Regions from separate parts of the Homo sapiens genome. Here all the other regions are linked to region 2. Evidence: chromatin loops called from intact Hi-C (ENCODE). Cell type or tissue: heart left ventricle. All regions are shown on one strand. Region 1 holds the start of LINC02185 (long intergenic non-protein coding RNA 2185). Region 2 holds the start of MRTFB (myocardin related transcription factor B). Region 3 overlaps ERCC4 (ERCC excision repair 4, endonuclease catalytic subunit).

Region 1 (8,000 bases), 55 kb after region 2:
GTTAATTTTATGTGTCAACCTGACTTGGCTTCAGAGCAAAAGAAGTGCAGGAATGGGCCCATGCTCATGGAATTCACTGGTCTTACCATGTTCGTCATGATGCTGAAGCAGCTGGCTTCATAGAATATTGTAACAGCCCTTTGAAGACTCAATTACAGCACCAGCTAAGTAGTAATACCTTGGAGGGCTGGGGCAAGTTTCTCCAGAAGGCTGAATATGCTCTGAATTAGTATCCAATATATGGTGCTATTTCTCCCCTAGCCGGGATTCACAGATCCAGGAATCAACGGGGTGGAAATGGGAGTGGCACCAGTCACCATCACCCCTAGCGACCCACTAGCAAAATGTTTTTTTCCTGTTCTTGAGACTTTATGCTTTGCTGGCCTAGAGGTCTTAGTTCCAGAGGGAAGAATGCTGCCACCAGAAGACAAAACAATGATTTCACTGAGCTGGAAGTTAAGACTGCCACCCCGCCACTTGGGGCTCTTCATGCCTTTGAGTCAACAGGCTAAGAGAGGAAGAGAAGGAAGGAATAGCCAATGATCAGTAACTGTGCAGAGCCAGGATCAAAAACTCAAATGCCCACAGGGGCCAGGTAATAAAGCAAGTAAATGAAGGCATTTGCAATGTTAAACTGATGGGCAGAGTTTTTACTTAAATAAATGTCTGCTTTCTTAAAAAAAAAAATATGTGGCTTCTTTGGTCTAGCTTTCATTTTCATGGGTACAAGAATGATTTATTGGCCTTAAGGGATATGATGACTTTGAAAGCGCAATGATCCTGGACTATGGATTCTGTGTGTTAGTGCTGGGGACTGGTGGGGGCTGTGGTGAACCGGAGAATTTTCCAGCTCCAGCTCATGATGCCAGGTGCAAATGGGCCTGGTTTTATCAGACCTGATGTCCCAAGAGAAGCCATACAGCCTGATTTTCATGTGAACTCCTAATTTCTACACATGCATTTATTTATTTACTTTAAGAATAATACGTAGTCCAGAAGATATATCTGTGAGCCAGATACAGAACCATGTTGGATCTAGAATTAATGAGCTCAGTGAAAATAAACAATAAAACTAAAATCATAAAGAGGTTGGTGATGAACACGTGTGTATTTAATATATGCCAAGTACTGTTCTAAGTGCCTTGCCTAAATGAACTCATGTAGGCTTCACTGCAACCCTGTAAAGTTAGATATTATTCCCTTTTTTCTAATTGGGGAAACTGAAGCTCAGAGAGGCCCAAGTTCATGTAGCTATAAGCGGTGGAGCCAGGATTTACAACAAGCAGTGCAGTTCCAGAGCTTGGATTCTTCCAGAAAAGCCCTCTGGATTCCACACTCAGGAAGAGGGGTTATTATCCTAGAGACTGAGGGTGGATTTCAGGAGGCACATGGAATCCTGAAATTCCATATATGTTTTTATGTGGATACAAGAGTGTGTTTTTCTTGGAAAGGAAGCTTTCATAAAGTTCTCAAAGGGAGGCCAAGTACAGTGACTCATGCCTGTAACCCCAGCACTTTGGGAGGTCGAGGCAGGAGGATTGCTTGGGGCCTTGAGTTCAAGACCAATCTGGGCAACATAGCAAGAACCCATTTCTATAGAAAAGTTTTTAAAAAATTAGCCAGACATGGTAGCACATGCCTATTGTCCCAGCTACTTAGAGGCTGAGGCAGGAGGATCACTTGAACCCAGGAGTTTGAGGAGGTTGCAGTGAGCTGTGATCACACAGTGCACTCTAGCCCGGGAGAAAGAGAGAGACCCTGTCTCAAAAAAAAAAAAAAAAAAAAAAATATATATATATATATATATATATACACACACACACACACACACAAATACACACACACACACACATATATACATATATATATATATATATATATATATATATATATATATATATATATACTGTAGTCAGTCAGTTCTCTTTTCGTTGCAAGGGACACAAAACTCATACCATAGAGGTTTCACACGAACAAACACAATTTACATTTCATATAATGAAAAAGCTCAATAATTCAGGCACAACTGGATTCCAGAGCTCAAGTAATAAAATCACAACTCTGTTTCCATTCATCTCTTGTTCCAGTTTTTGCTGCAGGCCATTCTCCAATTCTCTCTTTCTGCTGTTAAGAAGACTGCAGCAGGCCGGGCGCGGTGGCTCACGCCTGTAATCCCAGCATTTTGGGAGGCCGAGGGGGGCGGATCACAAGGTCAGGAGATCGAGACCATCCTGGCTAACATGGTGAAACCCCGTCTCTATTAAAAATACAAAAAATTAGCCGGGTGTGGTGGCGGGCGCCTGTAGTCCCAGCTACTTGGGAGGCTGACGCAGGAGAATGGTGTGAACCCGGGAGGTGGAGCTTGTAGTGAGCCGAGATTGCTCCACTGCACTCCAGCCTGGGCAACAGAGCGAGACTCCGTCTCAAAAAAAAAAAAAAAAAAGAAGAAGACTGCAGCAGCTTTGGCCCAATATCAAGCTAGGTTCTATTTGAAAGGAATATGATTACATCTCAGAAATGCTTGTAAAAGTCTTGTTGCATCTCATTGGCCTAAACTAAATGACATACTCAGAGTTAAACCAATTGCTTATGATGAAGGGAATGTGATGATCTAATTGGCCAATTCTGAATCACATGTTCACATCTGGAGCCAATCAATACCATCCCAACCACCATACGGCCTGGGAATAGGTCAGGGTCTTTTTTTTTTTTTTTTTTTTTTTTTTGAGGCAGAGTTTCCCTCTTGTTACCCACGATGGAGTGCAGTGGTGTGATCTCGGCTCGCCGCAACCTCCGCCTCCTGGGTTCAAGCCATTCTCCTGCCTCAGCCTCCCGAGTACCTGGGATTACAGGCATGCGCCGCCACTCCTGGCTAATTTTTGTATTTTTAGTAGAGACAGCGTTTCTCCATGTTGCTCAGGCTGGTCTCGAACTCCCGACCTCAGGTGATCCACCCACTTCAGGCTCCCAAAGTACTGGGATTACAGGCGTGAGCCACCGCGCCCAGCCTAGGTCAGAGTCCTTTAAGGGAGGTATGAAAGGACCACAAATATCCATCATCGATAGTTACTGATGGAGGGTTATCTACTATGCCTTGGAGAATTGAGTGGGACCCACCTAAAAAAAATCATATTTAAAACCACTGCAAAAGTTGCAAGTTCCATGTCATTTTTTTTTTTCTGACTGGGAGGAGCCTTATTCCAGGGTCTTCTAGGTGTTATTGGTCAGATGGTGACTTGATTGCTGCTCTCTAAATAGAGCTTTCACATCCGAGATGACTCTTCTAACTTTCTACAGAGCTCCCACATCTGTTCCTTCATTTGATCTAAATTTAACAGCATTCCTATGAGTCAGAGAAGTGAAGTAACTTGTTTACAGTCACACAGCCAAGCCAAACTTCCTGCCTCCCAGCTTACAAACAGAGCAGTGGGTCCACCCATCTTGATCCTGGGGTACTGACAAGAAATATTTTGGAGAAGTTAGATAGGGTAGAGGCAGAAGTAGACGCAATTAAACATGAAGGATTGTGAAGGCAAAAGATGAACCAGCCAGCCTAGTCTCTGGATGCATAAGCTCCAAGTGTGGAGGAGACCCGGAGAGAAAAGCAGACTGTTCTCTGTGTTTACCTGTAAGCACAGGTAAGTACAGAACCTTCTGGGAAAGCCCACTGATTTTGGTGGCAACAGCCTTCTTCAAGTGAAGACAGGAGGGAGTGAGCCTGCATCTTTAAGGATCACACAGTCTCATTTTAATTATTAAGTTGCTGCATTATTAACCGATCAGCTGTGTGCGGCAGAAAACCAAGGGTCAGAACTCCAGGGCAACGATCCATTCCTGGTGCCACCTCCAGCCCAGTAGTTTCGAACTCTTCTCGGGGCCCTTTCAGAACTTGATGAATGATAGCGAGACTTCCTTCCAGAAAAGCGCAAAATTTGTCTGCAATTTCAGGATTCGGCTAGGAATACGGCTGCAGGTATTTCCTGCCGGTGTGTTGAGGGGCTTTCCACATCCGGTCTCATGGAGTCCCAGGTCCCCTATATTTCTTGGTCTCTTTCTGAGTAATGATAACTCCTAAAGGTGGATGCAGGGAGAGGAGGAAGGGGAAGAGATGAGGAGGTAGGACTTAACAGCACAGGCCTGAATTATTTGGGGAAGAGAGGAAAATAAAGTTCTCTTTGCTGAATTGCCTTGCACAAGGCACTGGTCAAACAGAACTCTAAGCGGATAGTCCCACGGATGAATGTGCATGCCTGTGTGCATTCGTTTCCAAACTTCAGCCATGCAGAGACACCTCCAAGCCTTTTGTTTCATTTCACTTGCATTGTGGCTGTTTCCCTTTAAAGCAATACACTTACACTTACATTTCTTTCCCAGGGAAACTTTATATTACTACCAGACATGTAGAGCCGCAAATGTTATTTGAAAGGGATTAAACACTCAGAAAACCAAACAATAGTATGAAATCCTAGCTAGCCTCGATAACTGTCCTTCACTCTGAGCCCCAAGATGTACTTTCTATTTAAACAAAAAAAGAGGCAGGGTGTGGGGAGTGTGGAGGTGTTGGGGGATGAGAATAGCAAGGAAAAGAGATGTTAGACACCGAACTGAGAGTTTTTTATTTTTTATTTTTTTGAGATGGAGTCTTGCCCTGTCGCCAGGCTGGAGTGCAGTGGCACGATCTCAGCTCACTACAACCTCCGCCTTCTGGGTTCAAGCAATTCTCCCTGCCTCAGCCTCCTGAGTAGCTGGGATTACAGGCACCCACCACCATGCCCGGCTAATTTTCTTTTTTTCTTTTTTGCATTTTTAGTAGAGACGGGGTTTCACCATGTTGGCCAGGCTGGTCTCGAACTCCTGACCTCAGGTGATCCACCTGTCTTGGCCTCCCAAAGTGCTGAGATTACAGGCGTGAGCCACTGCGCCTGGCTTTTTTTTTTCTTTTTGAGACAAGAGTCTCACCATGTTGCCCATGTTGGAGCGCAGTGGCGCAATCACTGCTCACTGTAGCCTCTGCCTCCCAGGTTCAAGCAATTCTCCTGCCTCAGCCTGCCAAATAGCTGGGACTGTAGGCGTGTGCCACCATGCCCAGCTAACTATTACTATTTTTTTTTAATTTGTAGAGACAAGGTCTCACTATGTTGCCTGGGTTGGTTTCAAACTCCTGGCCTCAAGTGATCCTCCCATCCCAGCCTCCCCAAAGTGCTGGGATTACAGGCATGAGCCACCTTGCCCGGCACTGAGACTCTTGATATTATCAGGACTGAAATGATTGCAAGAAGACTGTCACTTTCTCACCAGTCTTCACTCTTACTTCATTCTCCACGCAATTGGGAAACACCGTGATTTATTTAACAAATATTTATTCAGTTGCCTGCTAAGTGTTCTTGGCCCTAGGGGAGAGGAGGGGAGGGCATGGGGAATAGACATGGGTCCTGCCCTTCTGGAGGGAATATTTTCATGGTGGAGACAGACAAACGACTAAGCGAAAAATAAAATGATTTGAAATGGGGTTGAGTACCGTTTAAAAAACTAACAAGGGGTTACAATAGTGAGTTGTTCAGGCGTGGGAGGTGCGAGGGTGGACTTCACATGCTGGAGGCAAGATCAGGAGGTAATTTGGTCCTCCAGTGAGTGAGACCTGCGTTTCCAATAGAAAAGTCACGTTCAGGGTTGGATTCTTAAGCAGTGGGAAAGTGGTTAGCAGCTGTAACTTGATATCCCAGGCATAATCTGAAGGACACTACAGAGACCTGCTCTTTGCCCCTGATTCAATCAGAAAGCAAAGCAGATGTTGTATTAATAGTTTTCCAGTCCAATGGCCAAGAGAAAACAAAATATGTCATACATGTGGTTGTATTTAAAGGCAAGATTACAACACATGTTCAACAAACGTTCGCTGTTGCTGGAGCAAGGAATTCCATTCGTAATCGCAGCTGAGTTAATCTAATTAACTGCAAATGAAGATGCCTGTTTTCAAGTGCAGCCAACACAGTCAGGGTACACAGTATTTACAATGTTTTCCCCTCTTCTTTCCTTGCAAGGCCGCAACCTGCCATGCTGTTTTTAAATGCCCAAGAGCTGGTGACAAGAGGGTTTCCCTTTGCCATCTGGACCTGATTGCCTTAGAGGTAAAGATTCAATACCCTTAAGAAGTTAGATTCTAAAAGATTATAAATTGGTGCCACTGCTTTTGATTGCAATTGATCAATTTCCGGATAGAGATTGCACAATCCATGAAGACACACAACACTCTCAGAAGTCACTGCTCCATGCTGTGCCCCTCATCCCTGCCTGGGAGCTCGGTATCTCTGCCTCCCACCTTGCTAACCAGCACCTCTGCCTTCACTCAGAGCGCTCAGGACATAGCTGTAAGCCACTCAAAAACAGTTCTTGAAATCTCAAGTTCAATACTGGCCTCCTAAATCCTAGCAATTCCCAGAGGAGTGAGAGGTGGGAGGTGGCAAGGATGAAAGGCTGATTTTAGCTCTGCATTTGGGGCCTCTTGAATCATCTTTATTTGATGGGAAACTGGGAAGACTGGGGGAGGATAACGTATTAAGCTTATTCCATTGAAAAGACCTCACTAAGATATCAGGAAAAAGTCAGATGATAATATTAGATTTACAAACCACAGGCGGTTTGCCTTCTCATCCCCTACAGGCTGAAAGCTCCAGGGCCATGACATTTTAGGCACCCTGAGGCAGAGGGGTTAGAGTATGGGCTTTGGACTCAGGCAGCCCTGAGTTCAAATCCCAGTTCTACCATTTACTGCATGTTAAACGTTCATACATTGCTTAACCCCCTGAGCTTCCATTTTCTCATCTGGGAAATGGGTATGACACCATCTGCTTCTCAGAGTTGTCCTGAGGATGGGAAATGATGCCTATGAAAATGTCAAGGTCAGCCGGGCGCGGTGGCTCACGCCTGTTATCCCAGCACTTTGGGAGGCCAAGGTGGGCAGATCTCGAGGTCAGGAGATCGAGACCATCCTGGCTAACACGGAGAAACCCCATCTCTACTAAAAATACAAAAAATTAGCCAGGCGTGGTGGCAGGTGCCTGTAGTCCCAGCTACTTGGGAGGCTGAGGCAGGAGAATCGCTTGAACCCGGGAGGCAGAGGTTGCAGTGAGCTGAGATTCCACCACTGCACTCCAGCCTGGGTGACAGAGCGAGACTCTGTCTCAAAAAAAAAAAAAAAAAGAAAGAAAGAAAAAGAAAATGTCAAGGTTGTTGCCTGCCCGAGACTCTGTCTCAAAAAAAAAAAAAGAAAAAAAAGAAAAAGAAAATGTCAAGGTCGTTGCCTGCCCTGTAGTTTGCACCTGCGTTGAGTAAACAGTACGTTCTCGCTGCCACCCTCACCTTCTCCAGATTTTCACTTTTCCCTCCCACTTTCCTCTGGAGGCTGCCTGCACTCTAAGCCATCTCCATGATGTCATCTAACCCAGATCTTTCCAATTCTTCCTAAGACCAGACATTTTTCAGGGGCAATGCTGGGTGACAGCCATTAGTCCAAGCTGTGGCCAAGGAAAGTGCTCTATCCCTGTCCAAGGGCAATTCCCAAGTGGGTTCCCTGTAACAATAACGAATGCCTGTGAGCATTCCTTGCAAGAATTATTATTATTATTTGTGAGACGGAGTCTCACTCTGTTGCTTAGGCTGGAGTCCAGTGGCATGATCTTGGCTCACTGCAACCTCCACCTTCTGGGTTCAAGTGATTCTTCTGCTTCAGCCTCCCCAGTAGTTGGGATTACAGGCGCCCACCACCACGCCCAGCTAATTTTTGTATTTTTAGTAGAGACGGGGTTTCACCATGTTGGCCAGGCTGACCTCAAGTGATCTGCCCGCCTCAGCCTCCCAAAGTGCTGGGATTACAGGCGTGAGCCACCACACCTGGCAATAATAATTTTATTTTAAAAGGAATTCTGTGCTCTTATTAATTTAGGAAATACTTAGGGATTCACAGTGCACATTAGCATATTAAGGGTTCTGAGAAATCCTGT
Region 2 (8,000 bases):
CAGAGATATGTGCATAGTATTCATTTTCTAGTTAACATTTGTGTCTCTCAAATGTAAAACTTCATAAAAGCATGAACTTTTGTCCATTCAACAATCTATCCCCTATGCCTAGAAAAATGGAACATTTTCAATCAACATCTTTTACATACAGGTGAATATTTTTTAAAGTTCTGATTTTAAAAACCAGTAATGACCTCTTTTACCCTGGAACAAGATACTGCTTGCTCAAATTAATATAAATTCATTACTCTCAATTTGGATAAATTTCCATCTCCAAAGTGTTCAATGTCTCTAACTCTAGATAATTTAAAGTATAGCCTTCTGTTTTGACAGCAGTCATTACCTACATGTCTGTTTCCATAGCACCTTTCAAACGTAACACGCAACTAATAATAAACACCTTACATCAAGAAGCAACTCGTCTATTCAACAAAAAAAAGCCAAATAAACTATTATTAAAAGAAGAGTTAAATGTATAATGTTACAATGTAGGTAACATTGTAACATATATAAATGTTATACGTAGGTAACATATAAATGGTCTGAGCTGAACTTTCTTAACTCGATTTGCATTTTCCCCTATGCAGCAAGACTAGCAAAGTTTGAAATGAAAAGACAACTGCTAACAAATCACACCATGAGGACTACTGGCATATGTGATTACAGGTAATTTTAAGTTTTACCTTTGAATACATCTGCATTTTCCAAATTCTCTAATATAGATATTAGTAAGCAGAAGAAGCTATTTAAAGGGTGATTACACTAGTTTAGATTATACTTAACTAAGACTTATTTCTACACATTATTGTTGTTGCTTCCCAACTCCATTCTAACCTCAATCTGCTACTTGATTCAAGTGTTTAGTTGTCAACATTTCCATTAAACACAGCCAATCTTTCAGACAGAGGGACACAGGTACTAACCTGACCTCCCATCTGAGATTCTAGAATAATCAATGAAAGCGCCACTAACCAAAAGCATGCTTTTTGTACGTCAGACACTTCTGAAAGAAAGAAAAAACAAAACAGGACAAAACTCTCAGCAAAAACTGTCTGTTAAATTTCCTTTTATAATTCCTATTATAATTGACTAGATAACACTGATGTTTGGAGTGGTTCTCCAAGGAGCTGGAACTGCCCCCAAGGAACATTTTTAGTTATCAAAGAGACTGGGGGACACCGCTGGCATTTAGGGTTTGGGGGGCCTGGATCTAAAAGACTTCACACAACACATAGGTGGGACAGATCTGTATAATGAAGATTCGCCTGGTACGAGAGTCTTTCAAATGAACGGGCAGATTAAGCCCACTATAAACTGGCATTACTTTACAATATTTAAAAGTTTTTATAAGAAATTGCAGGGAAACTCCAGTAATGTAGGAGAAAGTAGCAAGGGAAGCTTAAATAGAGTAAGGGAAAACTGTCTAAACATTAGCGATCGTTTCCTCACACCACACACCGTTAACATACAATTGTAGTATCAGAATACTGAGCATATACAAACAAGTGAGATACTGATATTGAACCAAAAATTTTCAACCTTGTTAATATTTTATTAATTATTACCAATGGTAATTGTTAGGAAGCCAGTATTGTCCCTTCGAGTGTGTGACACAAAAAATTCTACAATATAGTTTAAAAATATGGATCCATGGAGGGCTTGTGCTAATATTTACGTATTTATTGAGACAGTCTGTTATTTGTCTTGCCATGTTATCCCTAGTTCAATCTAGGTTGTTTCTCTCTTTAATTCGCAAGAAACAGGTTATGCCAACCTAGGTGTTTTTCCCAACCTCCGTCTGTATCTCTGCTCTTTCCCTGAAGTAGCGGCCTCACTCTGTAGCCCAGGCTGGAGGGCAGTGGTGCAATCACAGCTCACTGCAGCCTTTAACTCCTGGGCTCAAGAGATCCCCTCACCTCAGCCTCCCAAGCAGCTGAGACTACAGGTGTGCGCCACCACACCACGCTAATTTTTTCTTTTTTTGTACAGGTGGGATCTCGCTATATTGCCCAGGCTTGCTCTTGTTTGAAATAGCTCCTCCTAATTTTTTTTAACCAATACAAATGTACTCATTAGAAGCTGGCACAAGCACCCCAGTATATACTGTCTTCCAGCACAAGAGTATGTCCTAGATGTGAATGGTACAGCAACATCTGTCATATACTGTTCTCTATTTCGCCCTTACGCTTCAATCAAACCATCATACTGCTTTTCAAGGATGTGTGTAGGGAGGTCACATTGTTTATGAATTTCATTTCAGGGTAGTAAAGAGGGCTTTATACATGTTTGCTGCAAAGGGGAAGAAGGGACCTTGATTCTGACGAGGTTGAGAACCACTGTTCCCAAGAGTGGAATCGCGTGCTGAAACAAAAATCGAACTTTTAGAGAAGAGTTTCCTTTGCCTAAGGCAAGCCCTGGGCTCCAATATTCCACTTCATTGGGCCTGACACCCCACTACCAGCACACGCCCGCTGCTCTCAGCCCACCTCTGCTTCCAAGCAGGGCCAAACAATGGTTCTTGACCACTTGGGGATCGGGGACCCTTTTAGGAACGAGACAAAAGCCCTGGAAAAACTCTCTCCCAAGAAACCCATATACCAAGCTGCATCCAACTTCAGGGCGCTCCCAGACACCCCCTCTGAAGCCTGGTCGGGACCCCAGGAGAAAAGGGCTGAGGGGAGTGGGAGGTGGGAAGAGGAAGGGGGCGCAGGGGTCCCGGTCCCCTCCCACCGCCTCCTCGCAGTGTGGCTCTGGCCCGGGCGCTCCACCTCTCTGTGCAGCCCCGGCGTGCAAGCGCGCAACTTAAGTGCCCGGCACACAGCAGAGGCTCCATAAACGCCGCTGCCACTGTCAGCAGGGCCAACTCTGCAGTCGAGATGGACACTGAGGCGGCCCCGGGGTCGCGCCCGGGCGCGAGGACCGGTTGAAGGAGGCACCGGCCCGCGGCCCCGGCCGCCCCGCCCCGCGCGAGTCCCGGGGACGGTGCGGACCAAACGGCGCCGCAGCTGCTGCGGGGACGAACAGGGATGGCTGCCTGGGACGCGGGATGTTCACCAGGCCCGCTCCCCCACCCAGCCCTCGGTCTCGGCCGCTCTCACCCGGCCTCAGCCCCCAACGGCCGCCACCGCCCGCCGCTCACCTCCCCGGCCGCCGCCGCCGCCGCTCCCGCCGCCGCCGCGCGATCTCGCGAGACTTCGCTCCCCTCGGCACTCCCCCTCCTCCCCGCGGCGCGCGCGGACCCCAGGCTAGAAGCGGCTCGGCGCGCTCCCCGGACGCTGCCCACCCCGCCTCAAGGGTCAAGCCCGGCCTCTCTCGCTGCTCGCCCCCGACTCCGTCCCTGCGTGCACTCCGCCCACTCCCGTGACTGGGAAGGGTTAAAGCCCAGGTGCGAGGCGGCCGCCTCCTTCTCACCTGGCCGGCCGGGTGCGCGTGCGCATGCGCATGTCCGGGGCTCGGCCCTGAGCCTCTGCAAAGGCTTGGACGGTGGCGACAAAGGTGACCGCTGCCACCCGTCCTGAGTGCTCGCTGCGCGCCGAGCACTTAACAGCCCCCTTCGGTCCTCACACTGCCCTCCAAAGTGGGTATTACCAGCCTCCCCATTCTAGAGAGAGGAAAAATGGAGGCCTGGCAAGGAAAGTACAGTAATGGCTCCATGTCACACAGCCAGGAATTGGCTGAGCCAGTGTTGGGATCTGGGGTTGTCTGATGCCCAGCCCAAAACCCATTTCTGCACCTCAGTGACAGCCCCCAGGCCCTGTCCCTCTTTCCGTTCAAGGCTCAAGGCGCTGCCTCTCAGCCGCAGTCTTCATTCTCTCCCAACATTCACCAAGGTGAGAGGAGGAGCTCCTGGGAAGTCATTTGCTACAATCTGTTTTCAATGGAGCTGGCGACAGTAAAGTGCTTCTCCCTCACTTTACAAACTTCCCAAGGCCTGTGAAGCCCCTGTGCCACTCCCTGTGCAGCTCTGAAGACTGTGTGACTATTTTTATGCGGTTCTGTCTCCTCCTTAGACTGGTGGCGTTTTGCTGGTAGAGAGCATGATGGAATGGCACACAGGACAGAGAATCAGAATGTACATGATGTTAGCACACAGAAAAGTGTGACTTCTTCCCAGGAGTAAGTCTTAATGAAATAATAATTGTTTGTAAAGAGGAAGGGCTAACATTTATTGCGGGCATATCAAGGTCATACCAATCTTCTTGCAATCCTGGAGGTGGAGAAAGTAGCCTGTTTCCATTGTGAAATAGGATTTGAACCTGGGTCTGAGTCCGGAGCCCAGCACTACCTTGTAGGTAGGTCCTGTTCTGCAAGCAAGCGAGCATGAGCTAGCTCATCTGGGCCGGCTGCTGTAAGATCAGGAGCCCTGGAGGTTCTAGGTAGCCTTCCACCTGCAACAGCGTCTGCATGGGCTTACCCAGCCCACCTGATAATCACATCAATGTCAGCAAGTGCTGGCCTGCCCATGCTCCAAACCTGTCCACTCTCCCCGGAACCAATTGCTGTGTACAGGCCAGAGCATGTGGGTGCCCTTGCATGTTTCAACCTCACTCAACTCACCAGATGGAGGAAGTGGGTGAAGAAGGAAAATCACACCTGCTGGGCAGCTACAAAGTGCTGAGCCCTGCTCCAGGTGCTGTCTATTTATTAATTTATTTAGCCCTCCCAACAACCCTGTATTAGGGTTCTCCAGAGAAACACAGCTACTAGGTTCTAGATAGATGTAGGCTGGGCAAGGTTGCTCATTCCTGTAATCCCAGCACCTTAGGAGGTCCAGTCAGGAGGATCACTTGAGCCTAGGAGTTTTAGACCAGCCTGGGTAACACAGTGAGACCCCGTCTCTACAAAAAATAAAAAGAATTGGGCATGGTGGCACATGCCTGGAGTTCCAGTTACTCTGGAGGCTGATGTGAGAGGATCTCTTGAGCCCAGGAGTCGAGGCTGCAGTGAGCTCTGACTGTGCCACTGCCCTCCAGTCTGGACAACAGAGTGAGACCCTGTCTCTAAAAAAGAAAAAACTATATAGATTCATAAGAGGGGATGTATGATGGCAGCTGAGAAGTCCTACGATGTGCCATCTCCAAACTGGAAAGCCAGGGAAACTGGTGACATAGCTCAGTCGCAGTTGTGGCCCGAGAACCAGGGAATCTGATGGTGTAACTCTCAGTTCGAGGCTACAGGCCTGAGAACTTGGGAGCCACTGGAGCGAGTCCTAGAGTCCAAAGCTGGAGAACCTGGGCTGGGCGCAGTGGCTCATGCCTGTAATCCCAGCACTTTGGGAGGCTGACGCAGGTGGATCACCTGAGGTCAGGAGTTCAAGACCAGCCTGGCCAACATGGTGAAACCCCGTTCTCTACTACAAATACAAAAATTAGCCAGGTGTGGTGATGGGTGCCTGTAATCCCAGCTACTGGGGAGGCTGAGGCAGGAGAATCGCTTGAACCTGGGAAGAGGAGGTTGCACTGAGCTGAGATTGCATTATTGAACTCCAGCCTGGGCATCAAGTGAGACTGTCTCAAAAAAAAAAAAAAAAAAAAAAAAAAAGCTGGAGAATCTGGAGTTCTGGTGTCGAGGGACAGGAGAAGATAGTGTCCTGGCTCCGGAAGAGAAAGAGAGAATTTGTCTTTCTTCTACTGTTCTATCCAGGCCCTCAACTGATGGCGATGAAGGCAGATCTTCCTTACTCAGTCACTGATTCAAACACCAATCTCTTCTGGCAACACCCACACAGACACACCCAGAAGTAATGCTCTACCAGCCATCTGGGTATCCTTTAATCCAGCCAAACGGATGCCTAAAATCAACCGTCACAAATCCCCTGTGGAAGTTATGGTTGTCCCCATTTTACAGATGAGAAAACCAGGAACATAAGAGGTGAGAGGACATGCCCAACAACACACACAGCAACACGCAACGACACACACAACACGCAACGACACACAACAACACGCAACAACACACAGTTGGCAAGTGGTTGGTTCCACCCCAGATCAGCCTGTTTCCAAATGCACAAACTTTGCCTTTCGTGACCAACAAGGCTATTCCCTACCTCAAAAGCCTTTATCTTTATGAAACAGAAAATCCCCAAATCCCCTGAGGTCAGGACTCCAGTGTAAGATGCTGTTATGTTCTCCTCCGGGTGGCCAGTGCCTCAGTGTTCTCATCTAACATAAGAACATGAGTAGGGAAAATTAACCAACTTAATATATGTGAAGCATACGGAAAAGTGCCTTACAAGATTAAGCACTCAGTAAATCAAAGCTGTTATTACCATGGGTGGATTCTTTGTGATATTTTATCCTTTCCTCATTGCCCAGTAGAAATAGCAATTCAAGTAGGAGGATGGGCTCATATACAGAAATAAAATTAGTTTTTAGGCCAGCTGTGGTGGCTCATGCCTGTAATCCCAGCAGTTTGGGAGGCCGAGGTGAGAGGATCACCTGGGGACAGAAGTTCGACACCAGCCTGGCCAACATGTTGAATCCCCATCTCTACTAAAAATACAAAAATTACCCAGGCATGGTGGCGGGCGGCTGTAGTCTCAGCTACTTGGGATGCTGAGGCACAAGAATCTCTTGAACCCAGGAGGTGGAGGTTGCAGTGAGCTGAGATTACACCACTGCACTCCAGCCTGGGTGACAGAGCAAGACTCTGTCTCAAAAATAATAAAAATAAAATTAGTTTTTAATTATATTTCTGAATGAAATAAATAATTCTGAGAACAATAAATATTTTCAAAATGGGCAGAATTACTCCAGTACTTCCCCCTAGTCATGAAAGGATACCAGCTCTCCTGAAGCAATCTCTTCCCAGTTTCCTGAGGGAGGGGCAGTCTGCTTTATAAAGGACTCTGCTTTTATAGGAAAAGCCACCCAAATATTTTTAAAGATATGACTTGGAAGTCACTTCATAGGCAAAAATAAAAGCGAAGAAAAAATTGAGCTGAAACTTAAGAGAATTTTGATGTGGTTAAGGGTTAACACCAGGCTGGGCACCATGGCTCACACCTATAATCCCAGCACTTTGGGAGGCCAAGGCGTGCAGATCACTTGAGGTCAGGAGTTCAAGACCAGCCTGGCCAACATGGTGAAACCCTGTCTCTACTAAAATTACAAAAATTAGTCAGGTGTGGTGGCGCATGCCTATAATCCCAGCTTCTCTGGAGGTTGAGGCATAAGAATCACTTGAACCCAGGAGGCAGAGGCTGGCAGTGAGCAGAGATCACACCACTGCACTCCAGCCTGGGCAACAGAGGGAGACCCTGTCTCAAAAAAAAAAAAAAAAAAAGAGGGTTAACACCAAAGTGACATCATGATTTGAGGGAACGTTTTATAGGAACTGAAGTTGCCACTAACCTCAGGCCTTGCTGTGCCAAATTTAGGTTTCCATCCTGACACAAGATGTGCCATACTTTCCCATCAATGTGAGCGGCTCCCTGTGGACCTGTGGAAGTGATCCTCATGGGGAAGGGGTGGGCATAACAAGACCACGGGGCGTTATTCTTTGAAAACAACAAACAAACAAAATGGGTAATTCTGGCCAGGCATGGTGGCCCACTCCTGTAATCCCAGCACTTTGGGAGACTAAGGAGAGAGGATTGAATGAGGCCAGGAGTTTGAGACCAGCCTGGGCAACATAATGATACCCTGTCTCTACAAAAAATTAAACATTAAAAAATTAGCTAAGCATGGTGGTTTGTGCCTGTAGTACTAGCAACTGGTGAGGCCAAGGTGGGAGGGAGAGGGAGTTGGGGGTTGTAGGATGCTGTGATCGTGCCACTGCACTCCAGCCTGGGCATGAGAGAGAGACCACATCTCTATAAAAAACAAAAACACAGAGGTGAGTCTCATATGCACACCCCTAAAGGTTTAAGGTATGGTTTCCATCAAGTCCAACAGAGCTTAAAAGTAAGAGGTTTTAAAAAATAAAAAAATAGGCCGGGCACGGTGGCTCATGCCTATAATCCCAGCACTTTGGGAGGCCGAGGTGGGCAGATCACAAGG
Region 3 (8,000 bases), 130 kb after region 2:
AGCGGCAGTTTTTGGCATTCACCCCTGGCATTTTTAACAAGAAGTCTTGGGGACCAGGATTATACTTCTCTGACTCGGGAAGGGTTTCAGAATCTGCTGTAATGGCCAGTGCTGTCGCCGCATCAGGCTGTGGCTTGCTTTGTTTCAGCTCCTCAAACAACTCCGCCGTTGCATGAGGAGAGGGGCACCAGAGAATCCGTAGTCTGGGGAAGTGAAGTGTAAGAAGAGTGAGTTTGGAACTAATGTCATTGCTGGAGATCTCCTGAAACAAGGCACCTCGGGAAGTGAGAGAGAAAGGCTTGCTAGGGTCAAACTCAATCAGAAGCACGGGACGCTTGTAGTAGCGGGACATGGAGATGCACTGGCTGTAGAGGCGGCCGTTATTTAAAGAGCCGATTAAATCACTGATACTCTTGCGCTCCACGCACATTTCTGGAGTGAGGATGTAATCTCCAACCTCTAAAGTCACGGGTTCAATGTCAATGCCCCGACGATGGATCAGAGATGGAAGCTCACTTCGAAATTCACGCATATCCACAACTATGCTTTGCTGTGTACCATTCTGTTCCTGGCCACCTACAGAGAAAAAGTAAGTAATGTCACTGGGGAAGAACTCTCAAAGAAGGAATATAACAAAATCTAAAAATCGATGTTTCTGTTGTTAACTCTGATGGATGGTTACATAATTCTATATGGTAATATTCCATATAATTTCTATATTTTCAAAAAGATTTGTTTATAAAGTAGAGGCAATTTCCCTTGAAGGAAACCGAGCTAATAGGAAAGTTAGACTGTCAGTAGTTCCTTACTTGCGATGATTCATAAATCCACACATACCTGCTAAGGTCTCCCCTCTGTAGTTTCCTCACTGACCACATTTTGTTGGTCAATGTATTCCCAATTCCTAGGACAAAGCCTGAGGGTAGAGGCTTAAAATAGCGGCCCCAGTAGATGTTAAAAATGCTCACTGAGCAAATCTAGTGATTTAGGGACTATTGTATTTATATCAGTGAGTCCAGAGATGGGGAAAGGGAAGGAGCTGGGAAAAACATGAACATCTTAGACCACAGCTTCTCACATTATAACATGCACATGAGCCACCTGGGGTCACATTAAAAAGCAGATTCGGGCCGGGCGCGGTGGCTCACGCCTGTGATCCCAGCACTTTGGGAGGCCGAGGTGGACGGATCACCTGAGGAAAGGAGTTTGAGACCATCCTGGCTAACATGGTGAAACCCCGTCTCTACAAAAAATACAAAAAATTAGCCGGGTGTGGTGGCGTGCACCTGTAATCCCAGCTACTCGGGAGGCTGTGGCAGGAGAATTGCTTGAGCCCAGGAGGTGGAGGTTGCAGTTAGCCGAGACTGCACCAGTGCACTCCAGCCTGGACAACAAGGGTGAAACTCCGTCTCAAAAACAAACAAACAAACAAACAAACAAACAAAAAAACAGATGTTGTATTTAGTAGGTCTGAGATCTAAGGGGTCTAAGAATCTGCATTCATAACAAAATGCCAGGTGATGCTAATGCTGCTTGTTTAAGGATCACATTTTTAAGTATCAAGGGCTGCTGTAGGCAGAATAATGGTACCCCGCAAAGATGTCCACATCCAAATCCCTGCAACCTATTAATACGGTCATGTGCTGTACAACAACGTTTTGGTCAATGACAAAGTGCATATAAGACAGTGATCCCGTAAGATCACAATACTGTATTTTTGTACCTTTCTATGTTTAGATGTGTTTACATACACAAATACTTACCATTGTGTTACAGTTGCCTAGAGTATTCAGTACAGTAACATGCTGTGCAGGTTTGTGGCCCAGGAGCCATAGGCCATACCACATAGCCTAGCTGTGCAGCAGGCTAGACCGTCTAGCTTTGTGTAAGCACGTTCTGTGATGTTCATGTAATGATGAAATCGCCTAATGACACATTTCTCAGAATGTATCTCCGTTAAGCATTTTGAGATTGGGAGATTATCTGGCTTATCTAGGTAGGCTGAAGGATTCTCAGAAGTGAAAGATGGAGGCAGGATGATCAGAGAAGGGAGGATGCTATGCTACTGGCTATGAAGATGGAGGAAGGGGCTATAAGCTAAGGAAATCAGGTGGCCTCTAGAGGCTGGAAAAGGCCAGGAAAGGGATTCTCCCCTAGAGCCTCCAGGAGGAATGCAGCCATGCCGATATCTTGATTTTAGCCTTGTGAAACCCATTTGGACTTTGAACCTGCAGAACTGTAACATAATAAAATGTGTGCTGTTTTGAGCCACTAAGTCTGGGGTAATTCGTTATAGCAGCCATAGGCAACTAATATGAAGGCGTGGAGAACTGATCTCTAAGGAAAGACTTCTACGAACAGCTCTCTGTGTGGTACCCATACTGCCTTACATTCTGTCGTTCTTCATGAAATGTCAACAACCTGGTTGATATTTCAAAGAATCTTCTTTGAACAAGACACAGAGGCTCTGAGGCAATGTTTCCCAAAGTATGGTCCAAAAACCACTTCCATCAGAAGCCCCCGAGCTGCTGGCTCCATTTCACATCCACTGAGTTGGAATTTCTATGAATTGAGGGTTATGAATCTACAGTTTTAATGAGCATCTGAGGTTATTCTAAAGTCTACTAAATTCTGACACCCACTGCTTCAACTGTACTTGGCCTCACCGAAGGTTAAACCAACTCAATCGTATTGCTTTTCTCATGCCACCTGGCTGAAATCAGCTGCTGGCATAGGAAAATAGGAATTTGGGGAATGGGAAAATGGTGACTTCTGGATCACAGTGCACTTGGAATTCAGCAGGTCTTGGTGGCATGCCACAGTTTGGACACTGCACAGCAATGCGTACCAGACACCAGGTATCTGGGGAGCTACCAAGAAGAAATGAATACAGAAGGAGAGGAGGAGTGTATGCACCCCACCTATGTATACAACTAAGGGGAGAGGCAGAGGAGGGAAGGAGAAACTTCCTTTAACTACTCTGAGTTAAACTGGCTTTTTAGGTTGAGATAAGAACCTAATCACCGTTTAACAAAGTTTATTTGCAAAAGTACATTCTGAGTCTCAACCAACCAAATATAAAGGAAATGCTGGAACATAACCCATTCTAAGCTGGGGTGCCTAAAACTCAACCTCACATGATTCGCAGATGACACAGTGCCTTCACTCTGGGGAGGACACATGGTTAGTGAATGGCAGAGCTGAGATTAGAGTAGGGAAGTACACATCCTCTCCTTGGCCCAACCCCCATTTTTAAGAGTTTGTTAATACAGACCAAGCCTTGGCAGAGTAACTCTGGAACTTCACAGCCCCCTTTGCAGGCAATGGAGGTGCCTGACAAAGTGCAGGACTCACCGGCTTTCCGAGTGTCAGTGGAAACATCTGCAGATGCTGTGCCTCTTACTAGGTCTAAGTTTGTTTCATCTCTGCCTTCTCTTTCTTCAGGGACAACCATGCTTGCTTTTTCCCTGTGGGAGAAAACATTGTCAACACTTCTGAAACAAATTTCAAAATTCTAGATTTTATTGTGTGTAAATTGTAGTATTGAAAATGATCTACATGATGATAGCAGTAAGAGAAAAACAAAAACAAAAACAAGGAATATATTAGAAGTAAATATGCCAAGACAAATGATGGGTAAAGGAAGTAGAAAAAGTCAGTAAAAAGTGCCTTGGTCGGATACTACTTCTTGATTTTCCAGAGTAAAAAAAGCAGTTGTTTATTTTGACTTTATATTCAAATATTTAAGAAACAACACAAGCATGTCAAAAAATGCCACATGTAAAAAATGCCACCAAGAGATTCTTGAGACTGTTTGTAAGGTTAAAGTGTAAATGTAAATCATTTATATTCAAACATTTTCAGGGTAATCACAAATAGGGGTGGTTAAAAATCATTAAGAAACTAAAAAACATATATGATAGAATTTTGATGTTAAAAACTCCAGGTGGGAGGTCCCATTAAACACCCTGAGTTTTAAAGGAAAATCAAGATCAAGATTTTGAAATAGATATAAGAAATCAAATTTCTATCAGAGATTAAAACAAAAAATCAACAGCTCAGGTTATGCCTTGGGAGCAGCATTCATTACTCACTCATGCATTTATTGAAAAACATTTATGGAGTGTTCCTGCGTGGTGCTCTAGGTACTTTGGATATAATCGTGATCACGCAAGAATTCCTGTCTTCAAGGTGGCTCATATCTTATACGGTAGATCTAGAGGACAGTACAATCATAACTAAGATTCGCAATTTGGAACTACATCATGACAAGATCCTCAATAATCACAGAAAGAGTAAGCCAGGTTTGCGGTAGCTTTATTTTTCAAAATTGATAAAGTATGTTATAATTAATTCTGCCAGGTATGACAGAAAAGATATATAAGCTGAGTCTCTTCCCTGCTTGGGTTCACAACTGATGTCGAGGGAACAAAGCAAACATGAGAAGAAAAAAAAAAACAACTGGAACTGAGGAACTGCGATAAAACAGACTAAGGTGAGGGGAACAGAAGAGGAACCATCAATGTTAATTAATTTCAACAAGGGTTAAAACAACCAAGATTTTCCCATTGATATGGTCTGGCTGGGTCCCCACGCAAATCTCATCTTGAATTAATAGTTCCGATAATCCCCATGTGTCCTGGAAGGGACCTGGTGGGAAGTGATTGAGTCATGGGGGTGGTTTCCCCCATGTTATTCTCATGATAGTGAGTGAGTTCTCACGAGATCTGATGGTTTTAGAAGTGTCTGGCATTTGTCCTGCTGGCACTCATTCTCTCTCCTGCTGCCATGTGAAGAAGGACAAGTTTGCTTCCCCTTCTGCCATGATTGTAAGTTTCCCAAGGCCTCCCCAGCCATGTGAAACTTGTGAATCAACTAAACCTCTTTTCTTTATAAATTACCAAGTCTGGGGTATTTCTTCATAGCAATATGAAAATGGACTAATACACCCATTAGAGGAAATGAAATCAGAGGGTTCAATTCTTCAACCACTCTGGATAAATATTTTAGAGCAGGGTATCACTAGAAGATACTACTAAAGAACAGAAATTGTAATTTAAAATTTTATACTATTTGAAACAACCTATAAATGCAAATATATTATTAGTACAAATTTTATAAGTAGATCACAAGGGGGCAGACAATGGTTTCAGTTCCATGTTTTTCTCATTATTCTCAATACCAGACTCAAGCGCTACCTGCTGAAAAGCCCTCTGCAATGGCAATGGCTCTGGCTGCCACTCATTACCACTCCATTCTCTCTATTGCACTCTGGTTAGGACAAAGGGCAGACCATTCAAAAAAATTACTGCTCTTCTATTTTTCCTTAACATTCATTTGGTATTATTATGTTGTGTCCCCCACTTTGTTTCTACTTGTTACACTGGCTAAGCTGTATATCACACATGGGATCATCCCAATTTCCTGATTAATTTGTAGTCTGTATAATCTTAGGGGGTTAGAGTACAGATTCCGGTTCCAAAGTGTGTGGATCTGAAACCATTTACTGGCCACGTGACCTTAGGCAAGTCATTTCATGGCTCTGTACTTCAACTTCTTTATTGGTAAAATGAGGATAATAATTTAAAAACTTACCTCAAAAGACTGTTATGAGGATTACATAACATATGCAAGGCGCTCAGAACAGTGCCTGGCACCTAGTAAGCACTATATAAATGTTAGGTGTTATTATTACTGTACTTTTCTTATAACGTGGTAATCTCTTCGTCTAATTATCCATGATTATACTAAAAAACTGAAGATTTGCTTTCAAATAATTCCACAATTGTTTCCATTAATAGCTACAGAAAACAGCTAGTTTACCACTAAATGTTATAACTTAACTACAAGTCGAATGTGAGAAAAAATATATTCGAGATGAAACCTGGACTATGAAGAAAATAAGCCTTCCTAAGCAGTAATTCAGTTTAACAGAAATGTATCGTAATTATAAACAGCCAGTCTCTTGCTTTCAACATGTGGCATAATTATCCAAGTTCCCCTATGTGACAGACACAAAACAATTAAAAAATTCAGATTCCTATTTCTGCTTAAAGCACCAAGCTTTCCTATGTTTGCTTTAGTATCTTCAATGGTATTTTTATTAAAATTTATTTTATTTTAATTTTTAAACAAATTGAGATGGATTCTCACATGTTGCCCATGGTGGTCTTGAGCTCCTGGGCTCAAGTGATCCTCTCGCCTTGGCCTTCCAAGGTGCTGGGATTACAGGCGTGAGCCACTGCACCCAGTCTTCAATGTTATTTGAATACCGTGTACAACATAATCCTATGGCAACATAGGAAAGTAGCACTGAACTAGAAGTCTCTTCCAATGGGCATTTACTTAAGCCCTCATGCTAGCCCATTTTGTGATCGTATTTTCAAAAAGTAAAATTTCAAATAATCTTACCCTTTCCTTTGAAAAGCAGTGACCTCCTCAAAGCTATGTATACTGAGGATGTTATTACTAAGTTTTCTACCCAGGGAGCATTTTACGTCCCTGGGTAGAAATAAAATTATTATGATATTTAGCAGTGTAATCTTTTCCACTTTATCTGTTATCTATAATCTACAGATCTTTAATCCAGCTAAACAATCCTTTCACTGTCAGTTCACCTGATTTGTTCCTTTCTGGTTAAAGAGCCACAACTGCTTTTGTTCTTACAACATCACCCATGGAGGTCTTGGTAAAAGCACATTGTCTCATCTTCATATTAAATTTTTCTCTTAAGTACACAGTGCAAATGTTTTTTGAACAATGCACCTCAAATATGTTTTTGCTTTGCAAAAGAAGCACCTCTCAAATTTCCCAAGTTTCCTGGGAAAGTAAGTATCTTAAGATTCTTAACAGTGCAACTATCTGATTGACTGCTGGGTAAAATGGGAAGATCTTATTTATGACAAGTAGACAATCATCATTGAAAGCATTAAAAATTATGCCAGATAACAGATAAAATTATGTTAAAACCTGGTGCAGAAATTTTTCTATGGATTGAAATGTGGGAGAGAGTCCATGATCCAGGTTCTGCTGAGTGAGGTTTTCCAGTATGTATAAGGCTAATCCACATCTTGTCACTGAGTCCTTTGATGTGTAGAAGCAGGTGCATAAATCAGGAATGGCATGGGATCTGGTACCTTACTACTATCTACTAAAAGTGCTCTTTTCTAGATTAGATTCCCTGATGCACTGGAGAAGAGGCAGCTGCATGAAGACAGGCGAAGCAAGAAACTCACCTACTCAGGTGCTGTCTTCCTCCCATTCTATCAGGCTCCTCTGGCTCTAACGCTGTGCAGGAAAGGATTAACTCAGCAGGCCTGGGCTGCTCAAACTCTGCATGTTTCCAAGAAAGGCTTCTCTCCTCAACACTGGCTCTTGGTCAGCTCCTGGGAGATGAGCTCTGAGCCCCTGGAGTATTCTCCCTGATAAGGTTTTTATATGCCTGAGGCCTTGGGTCACAATGTGCCAGCTGGATCAGATAGTTTATGCTGACGATGTGATTTATCGTAAATGTCTGTTGCTGCTTTGGGGGCTGGAGTCTGAGGAGCTGTAGCCAGCCATGGAGGTACTCTGTGTCTATGTGACTCAGCTCAGTAAAAATGTGGGGACTCAAGGCTCAGGTGAGTTTCCCTGTTGACAACACTTTGCATGTGTGGTCACACACTGTTGCTGGGAGGACTCAGCACATCCATGTGACTCCACTGGGAGAGGACACCTGGAAGCTTAGGCCTGGTTTTACCTGGACTTTGCCCCATGTGCCTTTTCCCTTTGCTGATTTTAATCTTTTTTTTCTTTTTTTTTTTTGAGACGGGGGTCACTCGGTTGCCCAGGCTGGAGTGCAGTGGCACGATCTAAGCTCACTGCAACCTCCACCTCCTGGGGTTTGAGTGATTCTCCCACCTTAGCCTCCCGGGTAGCTGGGATTACAGGCATGCGCCACCACTCCTGGCTAATTTTTGCATTTTTAGTAGAGGCAGGGTTTCACCATGTTGGCCAGGCTG

Evidence for each region. A loop is a pair of places that touch in the nucleus more often than their neighbours do. Peaks named below come from ENCODE experiments on the same cell type or tissue, not always from the same donor. Only the 100,000 strongest peaks of a DNase experiment are listed, where the experiment ranks them.
Region 1: a loop joins it to region 2, with 2.2 times the contacts of the local background. A loop is called at or near these places in 19 of 110 quality-filtered maps.
Region 3: it touches region 2 in a loop (2.1-fold over the local background); 20 of 110 quality-filtered maps call a loop at or near these places.

The regions. Positions count from the first base shown.
Region 1 is chr16:14,011,500-14,019,499 of GRCh38, reverse strand. LINC02185 (long intergenic non-protein coding RNA 2185) reads left to right here and starts at 3,482. Exons shown (of 3, transcript NR_110909.1): 1 at 3,482-3,638; 2 at 6,042-6,128. It overlaps LINC02186 (long intergenic non-protein coding RNA 2186), which reads left to right. Exons shown (of 3, transcript NR_110915.1): 3 at 35-620. It also overlaps a transcript of MRTFB not described here. In heart left ventricle, CTCF peaks have their summits at 445 and 3,426; no DNase peak of the experiment used is centred here; H3K4me3 peaks cover 2,678 bases; H3K27ac peaks cover 4,023 bases.
Region 2 is chr16:14,066,505-14,074,504 of GRCh38, reverse strand. MRTFB (myocardin related transcription factor B) reads right to left here and starts at 3,186. Exons shown (of 17, transcript NM_001308142.2): 1 at 3,140-3,186. RefSeq lists silencers at 2,722-2,801, 2,942-3,411. In heart left ventricle, no CTCF peak of the experiment used is centred here; DNase peaks (open chromatin) are centred at 2,784 and 3,184; H3K4me3 peaks cover 2,131 bases; H3K27ac peaks cover 1,351 bases.
Region 3 is chr16:13,940,190-13,948,189 of GRCh38, reverse strand. ERCC4 (ERCC excision repair 4, endonuclease catalytic subunit) reads right to left here. Exons shown (of 11, transcript NM_005236.3): 10 at 3,355-3,467; 11 at 1-576. Among named protein-coding and RNA genes, the nearest start is that of ERCC4, 24 kb to the right of the region's middle. In heart left ventricle, no CTCF peak of the experiment used is centred here; no DNase peak of the experiment used is centred here.